3 separate regions of the Homo sapiens genome follow, and all the other regions are linked to region 3. A link is a loop called in an ENCODE intact Hi-C map of the cell type or tissue named here. Cell type or tissue: heart right ventricle. All regions are shown on one strand. Region 1 overlaps ARHGEF10L (Rho guanine nucleotide exchange factor 10 like). Region 2 overlaps ARHGEF10L (Rho guanine nucleotide exchange factor 10 like). Region 3 has its middle 140 kb from the start of ACTL8.

Region 1 (2,500 bases), 220 kb before region 3:
AATTATAGAACCTGCCCCAGGACTAAGCAGCTCCGTGTACATGCAGGTCCCAGGGCTGTGCCTGGTGGGAGGAAGCACCACGTGTCAGTTGTTGTGTCATTGTGGTCACAGGACTTGCTCAGGGTGACTGGGACCACACACTCGTTGGTGGAGCCAGGATCTCAGGGTGCCTCTGATTCTGAAGCCCCCACCTGGTCTGCCGTCCTCTGCCCCATCAGCCCCGTGTTCCATTGGGTCTTGTGGGTGCGTATGTCCGCACCATCCTCCCTCCAGATGGCAAAATATCTGTGAGCAGGGCCAGTGTCTTATCCTCTCTGTATTGTCCTGCAGTGCAAGTACAGGCATTGACTTGGCTTCTCTCTCTCCTTTGCTTTCTTTCTCCCCAAAATCTCCCCTTTTTTCCCACGCCAGCTCTTCCCTTCTGCCTGACCCTGAGCCTTCCAGGGCTCCAGTTACCCCTGGGACCCTTGGTCCATGGTGTTTACATGACTAGTGGGCCCTGATTGGGGCTGCTGACCACAGGTGAAGACCGGGATCTTGGCTCCTCCCAGGTACCTGGGGAGAGAAGCGAGCTTCATAGAGTGGGTGGTGACACCAGCCCAGTGACAGCACAGGTCCTGCAGAGCAGGTGCCCCAATGAGGGAGTCTCACCCACAGGAGAGGATGCGGGTCAGCCGCATACACGTGCCCAGCTGTGAGGCAGACACACCTGCCACTGATCCGAGGAGCCCAGGAAGGAACCCAGGAGGGGAGCGAGAGAGGGGAGTGAGAGCGGGGTGGGCCAGGCTCTCTGGAGGGCATTTAGCGGGAGGGCCCCTGAGAAGCGTGAGCTGATGCCTGTGCATGCCTGTGAGAGGGTGGGAAACTGGTCAGTTATATTAACATAGTCACGTGCTGCATAGTGACTTTCAGTCAACAACAGACCACACATATTATGATGGTCCTATACGATTACAATACAGTATTTTACTGTACCTTTTCTATGTTTAGATATGTTCAGATTCACAAATACCATTGTGTTACAGTCGCCTGCAGTGTTCAGTACCGTCTCATGCTGTACGGGTATGAGGCCTAGGAGCAACAGGCTGTACAGCATGACTTAGGTGTGCAGTCAGCTTTACCGCCTAGATCTGTGTAAGGTCACTCTATGATCACATGACAAAATTGCCTAATGATGCCTTTCTCAGAACGGCATTATTCCTGTCGTTAAGCAACACGTGGCTGTATCATATAAGTTCTTGACTGTGGCTTGAGTCTTTTGGGCAATGTCCAGTTGGGAGCTGGGGGTCTGATCAAGCCTGGAAACCCCAACTCTCCCACTCCCCCTCCCCAGCCCTACCTGTTCTGGGTTGGTCCCAGCTTTGTGTTGGTCGCATCAATTCTGACCTTTCTTGCCCAACACCGCCCAGCAGTCTTGGATGTGGATTTACATGTGGAAACAGAACCACCCTTCCCTGCAGTTCTCACAGCCTATGTGGGAAGCAGGGCAACCGCCTTGGCTGAGCCATCCCACCCTGTGGCCTCCCCACCTCCCCGCACTGTCACCAAGGGGAACTTAGAGTCTCAGCCTCAAGATGTTGGTGATGCCCCCTCTGGCTAAGCACGGGCAAATGGGTGCTGAGCAGATACTGTGCACGTATGGGTGCAGGTGTGGGTGTAGGTGTGGGTGCAGGTGTGGGTACAGGTGTGTGTGCAGGTGTGTGTGTATAGGTGTGTGGGTACAGGTTTGTGTGCATGTGTGGGTGCAGGTATGGGTGCAGGTGTGCGTGCAGATGTGTGTGCAGGTGTGGATGCAGGGATGTGTGCAGGTGTGGGTACAGGTTTGTGTGCAAGTGTGGGGATAGGTTTGTGTGCAGGTGTTGGTGCAGGCATGGGTGCAGGTGTGGGTGCACATGTGGTACAGGTGTGTTCAAGTGTAGGTGCAGGCCTGTGTGCAGGTGTGGGTGCAGGTGTGTTCAGGTGTAGGTACAGGCATGAGTGCAGGTATGGGTGCAGGTGTGTTCAGGTGTAGGTACAGGCATGGGTGCAGGTGTGGGTACAGGTGTGTGTTCAGGTGTGGGTGCAGGTGTGGGTACAGGTGTGGGTGCAGGTGTAGGTGCAGGCATGGGTAAAGGTTTGTGTGCAAGTGTGGGTACAGGTTTGTGTGCAGTCATGGGTACAGGTGTGTGTACAGGTGTGTGTGCAAGTGTGGGTGCAGGTGTGTGCAGGTGTGGGTGCAGGTGTGGATGCAGGTATGTGTGCAGGTATGGATGCAGGTGTAGGTGCAGGCATGGGTGCAGGTGTAGGTGCAGGCATGGGTGCGGGTGTAGGTGCAGGTGTACGTGCAGGCATGGGTGCAGGCGTGGGTGCAGGTGTAGGTGCAGGTGTAGGTGCAGGCGTGGGTGCAGGTGTGGGTACAGGTGTAGGTGCAGGCATAGGTGCAGGTGTGGGTACAGGTGTATGTTCATGTGTGGGTGCAGGCGTGGGTGCAGGTGTGGGTGCAGGTGTAGTTGCAGGTGTG
Region 2 (2,500 bases), 230 kb before region 3:
CAGGCCCAGAAGAATGGGCTGTCATACAGGGGCAGGCTTGTGCGTGTGGGTCTGTTTTCCAGAATATGTGCGTGCTTTCCCACAGCCACTGGAGGGTAAGGTGAGGAGGGGGTGGAAAGGGCGGGGCTCCCATCAGGCAGGGGCGGCTCTCACCAGAGCTCACAGCAATTGGGTTTAGGATCTCAGAATCACAGTGTGTGAGAGCTGGAAATAATCTCAGAGGACAGAGTTTTGTCCTCATGGTGCAGATAGGAAAACTGAGTCCCAGCAAGGGGAAGTCTCTTGTTCAGGATCCCACCATGGGCCCTCTACTCAGGGACTCCTGTCCAGTGTCCCTTATGAGCTTTTTTCTGAGACAGAGTTTCACTCTGTCACCCAGGCTGGAGTGCAGTGGCACTCCACTGCAACCTTGGCCTCCCGGGTTCAAGTGATTCTCCTGCCTCAGCCTCCCGAGTAGCTGGGATTACAGGCGCACACCACCACACCCAGCTAATTTTTGTATTTTTAATAGAGAAGGGGTTTCACCATGTTGGCTAGGCTGGTCTCGAACTCCCAACCTCAGGTGATCCGGCCGCCCCGGCCTCCCAAAGTGTTGGGATTACAGGCGTGAGCCACCGTACCCGGCCTTTATGAGTTTTTTGATCTATCAGTATTAGCATTATTAAATTTGATCACAGTTCATCATTCTGCCCTGGAGTCGACTTCTTAGAGGATTTCTGGAGACTCCCAGCAAATGCAGGAATGGCATTCATGCAGTCCTTAGGGTTTTAGACCCTAGCTCCTACCCTAGGCTTCCACAGCGAGGCTCTGTTCCAGGGGAGTGGATGCAAGGGCTCCGGTGGCTATCACTGTTGGATAGAGCCCCACTTTCCAGTTTTGGGGGGGTGTTTTCTCAGCATCCCTAGCTGCTTTTTCCCTGGGAGGGGTCCCAGCCCCCATCTCAGCCATAGCAGCCTAATTAGACTCCAGCTTCCAGCCACGAACACTACTCACCTCTGGCCACTGGGGGGCGCTCAAAGCCTTGCATTTTCTTGGCTCCAGCCTCCTGCTGTGGACCAGCATCCCTGGCGGAGCCCTGGCCGCCTTCGGGTCACTCGCCCCTCCTGGACACCAGGCCCAGCTGCAGAGGCCTTCAGAAACCTGAGAGGGCAGTGGGGTTGGAGAAGCAGGCCAGGCCCAGAGTCAGACAGAGCCGAGTTCAAAACCCGTCTGGCCTGTCACCCCTTGGGTGTCTTTGTGCAAGGCCTTAGCTCCATGGGTCGCCGTTGTCACGTTGGTTAAGTGAAGTCAACACTTGCTTCCACACACTGTTGTGTTGTGGCAAATGGCATCAAACAGTAAGAGCCACGGACACAGACTCCTCTGTAGCTGAGTGAATTGGGGTAGTTATTTAAACTCGCTGTGTCTCGGTTGTCTCCGTTATGAACAGGGATAATAATAGTATCTACCACACATGCTTGTTGGGAGTTAAGGAAATAATTCAAGGAAGGAGGGCCTGGTGTGCGGACACAGAACGCTGCGTAACAACCGCTGTCAAGACCCTGACTGTGTGCCCAGATAAATATTCTTGCATATTGTATTGACTCCCTGCAACATCCGGAGAAGGGCAGGCGTGGTTATCATGCCCAGTGTGCAGATAAGGGAAACTGAGGTCCAGAGAGGCGAAGCCCCCGTCCAAGTTCACACAGAAGTTCTGAGGCCGAGGACTGCCCTGCTCTGCCTGCTTCCCTTGGTGCTCACGCTGGCTGGCCGGGCAGAGCGCTCTGTGTGCCTGGAGGTCGAGGGGAGTCCCTGTTCCCCTGCTTCTTTGCGGAGCTTGGATTCTGCCCATTTTAAGTAGGGCATAAGGGCAGAAGGGGAACCTGTTTTATAGATGGGAAAGAGGTGGGGAGGGAGGGAAAACTGGGCCTGGCAGAGCATGGGGTAGGCCAGGGTATGGTAGGGAAGGATGGGGAGGGGGTGGGAGTCTAGTTTGGCTCTTGTGACCACACCCCAGCAGTGGCTTCCATCACGTACCCTGGGGCCCTTCCGGCTTTGGAGACAGCTGTGCCCCATCGTGCCACCAAGCAGCTGGCTCAGAGGGGAAGGGTCTGCCTGTGATGGGCTGCTCTGTACTCTTACCAGGGACCCAGTGGAGGGCAGGTGGGGTAGCAGGGCTCTGACAAGCTCACAGCTAGCTGTGTCCTGCCTTCTAGTCCCCCGCCACTGCTGCCTGTCTCTCCAGAGCATGCCATGGCCCAGGCTGCTCCAGGCTGGGACCCAGCTTCCTCTTCAACCCCCCTTTCCCACCTGGCACCCTGACAAGACAGGGCAGCCACCGGGGTTCTGTGTGGCATCAGGTGTGACTTCTGAGAAGAAACAATCTTGGCGCGCGCCGCTTGGATGCCGGAGAAAATGGTTCTTGGGTGCGCTGATCATCCCAGGGGAGGGGAGGACCTTGCTTGGGCCAGGCTCCTAGGTCTGTTTGGTTTTCAGGGATGGCCGACTGGGGATTCATTGC
Region 3 (2,500 bases):
GATCTCAGCTTGGCAAAGCCCTCCCTCTGGGATTGGGTTCCTCCAGCCTTGCCCCGTCTCTCACCCCCTGCCCACGTGCACCCACATGTCACACTTGCAGTTCCACGGCAGGGCACACACTCGCTCCCTGGAGCATCAGCTCTGGGTCCAAATCTCAGGTCTGCCACTTACAAGCTGAGGGGTGGGCAAATCATTGACCTCAATATGCACTTGTTTCCCTATCTATAAATTGAGGAGTGTAACAGTGCTCCGCTCACATGTGAAGAGCTCTCATGGCACCCAGCAGAATGGAAAGGAGGTGCAATCGCAGGGCTATTTATTGCTCCTGCTGCCGCCGCCGCTGCTGCTGTTGTTGTTACTATTATTAGCCCCAGGGATGGCCGGCCTGGATGCCCTCAAAGGAGAGACCCATTTTGTTTCCATCTTTGGTTCTGCCCAGTGCTTGGTGCAGTGCCAGGCATACAGTAAGTTTTCAATGAATGCTGAGTGAGCAAATCAGTGAGTGGGGGAGGATCTATTCTCTGGGGACCCTCAATCTGATAGGGAGAGGACACACCTCAGACCTCAGGACCTCCCAGGCAGACAAGGGAGGCAGGTTGCACTCATATACAAACGTTGTGGGGTTTCCAAAGGTGTCACTATTAGACTCTTTGGGTGTCCAGCGTGCACCAGCAGGTCTGCAATAAAATCAGCCCACAACAGCACTATGGGGCAAAGAAATTCAAGAGGACCCACCTGGTGTGTAGCACAAGCAGGTTTGGGGAGACACCCCTGCTGTCTGCTGAATCTGCCTGCTGGCTCTGTGAGGGTGCCCCCTGGCCGCCCATCACAACCCCTCTGCTCTTGAGTGGTCTCTGCTGGGGAGCAGGAAAAGGGAGGTCAACTAATGTTGCCTGACAGCCTCCAGGCCAGGGAGTCAAGGTTGGCTGCCATTTAAAGCTTCCTGATTGCCCAGCCCCTGCCTTCCAAAGGTGTCTGTCCTGATGTCCTCCCACAAGCCCAGTTGGCTTCAGCAACCCCCCAACTCCCCAAATCCACACTCACATACCCTGAGCCAGGAGCATGCTCACCTGCCATCTGTTTTCACAATAGCCTTTCCAGGTGACAGCAGGAGCTCCATTTTACATTTGGGAAACTGAGTCACAGGTGCAGTGACTTACCCAAGGCCACACAGCCAGCCGTCTGCATAGCTGGGACTGGAACCAAGAAAAAGTCCCCACCCACTTCTCAGCGTCCTGCACCCTTCAACTCTGGAGATGTCGTGGAGGTTTTCCTGCCTCGGTTTCTCCATCTGCAGAGGCGCTCTTCCTCTGATCTCTGCTCTCCTCTCTGGGCTCTGCGGGGTTAATCTGGGCCAGCTCCAGGAGCACCTGGGACAAGACGTGCTATAAATAGTTTCTATGGCAGGTTGCCATCAGCCACCCTTGGGCTCCAGGGCATGATTCTGGTGCCAGCTGTTTGCCAGCCAGGCTGGGGTCACTGCTGGCAGCTCAGCCTCTTAGCAGCTTGCTTGTCTGGGACGTCGCTCAAAGGACAGTATGTCCTATGTGGTCTCCTCTTTTCTTGTAGTGAAAATCTCTTTTCTCTGATGCTTTTTCAGCCTCTTCTTCCCCAAGGAGGCTGGGTGGAGAGGATGACATTGGCTGTCACATTGGGCAGAGTCTGCAAATCTTCTAGGCCTCAGCTTCCACAGGTGGAAAATGGAGCCACACACCCTAAATGGTGTCCCCAAGGATGTCAAGTTGTAATCCCTGGAATCTGCAAATGTGACCTTATTTGGAAAAAGGGTCTTAGTGGATGTGATTAAGTTAAGGATCCCAAGATAGGGGGACTACCCTGGACTATCTGGGTGAGCCCTAAATGCTATCACGAGTGTCCTCGTAGGAGGGAGGCAGAGGGGATTTCACACACACAGAGAGAAAGGTGCTGTGACATGGAGGCAGAGATTGGAGTGACACAGCCGTAAGCCGGGGAACGCTGACCACTCCCTGAAGTTGCAAGGGGCAGGGAATCCGTTCCCCTTCTGCAGCCTCTGGAGGGAGTGTGGCCCTGCTGCCACCTCGAATTTGGCCAAGGGATGTTGATTTCAGGCTCTGGCCTCCAGAGCTGTGAGAGAATGAATTTGTATTATGTCAACCAGTTTGGGGTGATACCTTAAGCAGCTTCAAGAAGCTAATACTTTGTTTATAAAGATGTGGCTAGAGGTTCCTGAGAGAGAAGGAAGGGAGATTGAGGCCCAGGGGTTGTATGGGAGAGGGGAACAGGGATCTTAGGGCCGTGGAAGTATGACATTTGTGCCTAAAGGGGCTTTGTTGGCACAGACTGGGCTCAATGCGGGAGCAACGGACGCATTCAGCAAAGGTGGAAAAAGCTTCTTTAGTGCACCTCCCCTCCCTCCCTCAATGCTCCCCTCCCCTCCCCTTTTCTCCTCATCCCCTCCCTTCCTCTCCACTCACCTCCCTTCTCTGTGTAGTGGCAGGTGATACAGGGCAGAGTTTCT

Evidence for each region. Peaks named below come from ENCODE experiments on the same cell type or tissue, not always from the same donor. Only the 100,000 strongest peaks of a DNase experiment are listed, where the experiment ranks them.
Region 1: it touches region 3 in a loop (2.8-fold over the local background); 17 of 110 quality-filtered maps call a loop at or near these places.
Region 2: it touches region 3 in a loop (2.6-fold over the local background); 17 of 110 quality-filtered maps call a loop at or near these places.

The regions. Positions count from the first base shown.
Region 1 is chr1:17,673,789-17,676,288 of GRCh38, forward strand. All of the region lies in intron 26 of ARHGEF10L (Rho guanine nucleotide exchange factor 10 like), which reads left to right. Among named protein-coding and RNA genes, the nearest start is that of LINC02810, 43 kb to the right of the region's middle. In heart right ventricle, no CTCF peak of the experiment used is centred here; no DNase peak of the experiment used is centred here.
Region 2 is chr1:17,660,752-17,663,251 of GRCh38, forward strand. The region is part of intron 25 of ARHGEF10L (Rho guanine nucleotide exchange factor 10 like); the gene reads left to right. Among named protein-coding and RNA genes, the nearest start is that of LINC02810, 56 kb to the right of the region's middle. In heart right ventricle, CTCF peaks have their summits at 1,000 (motif pointing right) and 1,199; a DNase peak (open chromatin) is centred at 1,010.
Region 3 is chr1:17,891,028-17,893,527 of GRCh38, forward strand. No RefSeq gene overlaps it. Among named protein-coding and RNA genes, the nearest start is that of ACTL8, 140 kb to the left of the region's middle. In heart right ventricle, no CTCF peak of the experiment used is centred here; DNase peaks (open chromatin) are centred at 379 and 1,424; H3K27ac peaks cover 1,912 bases.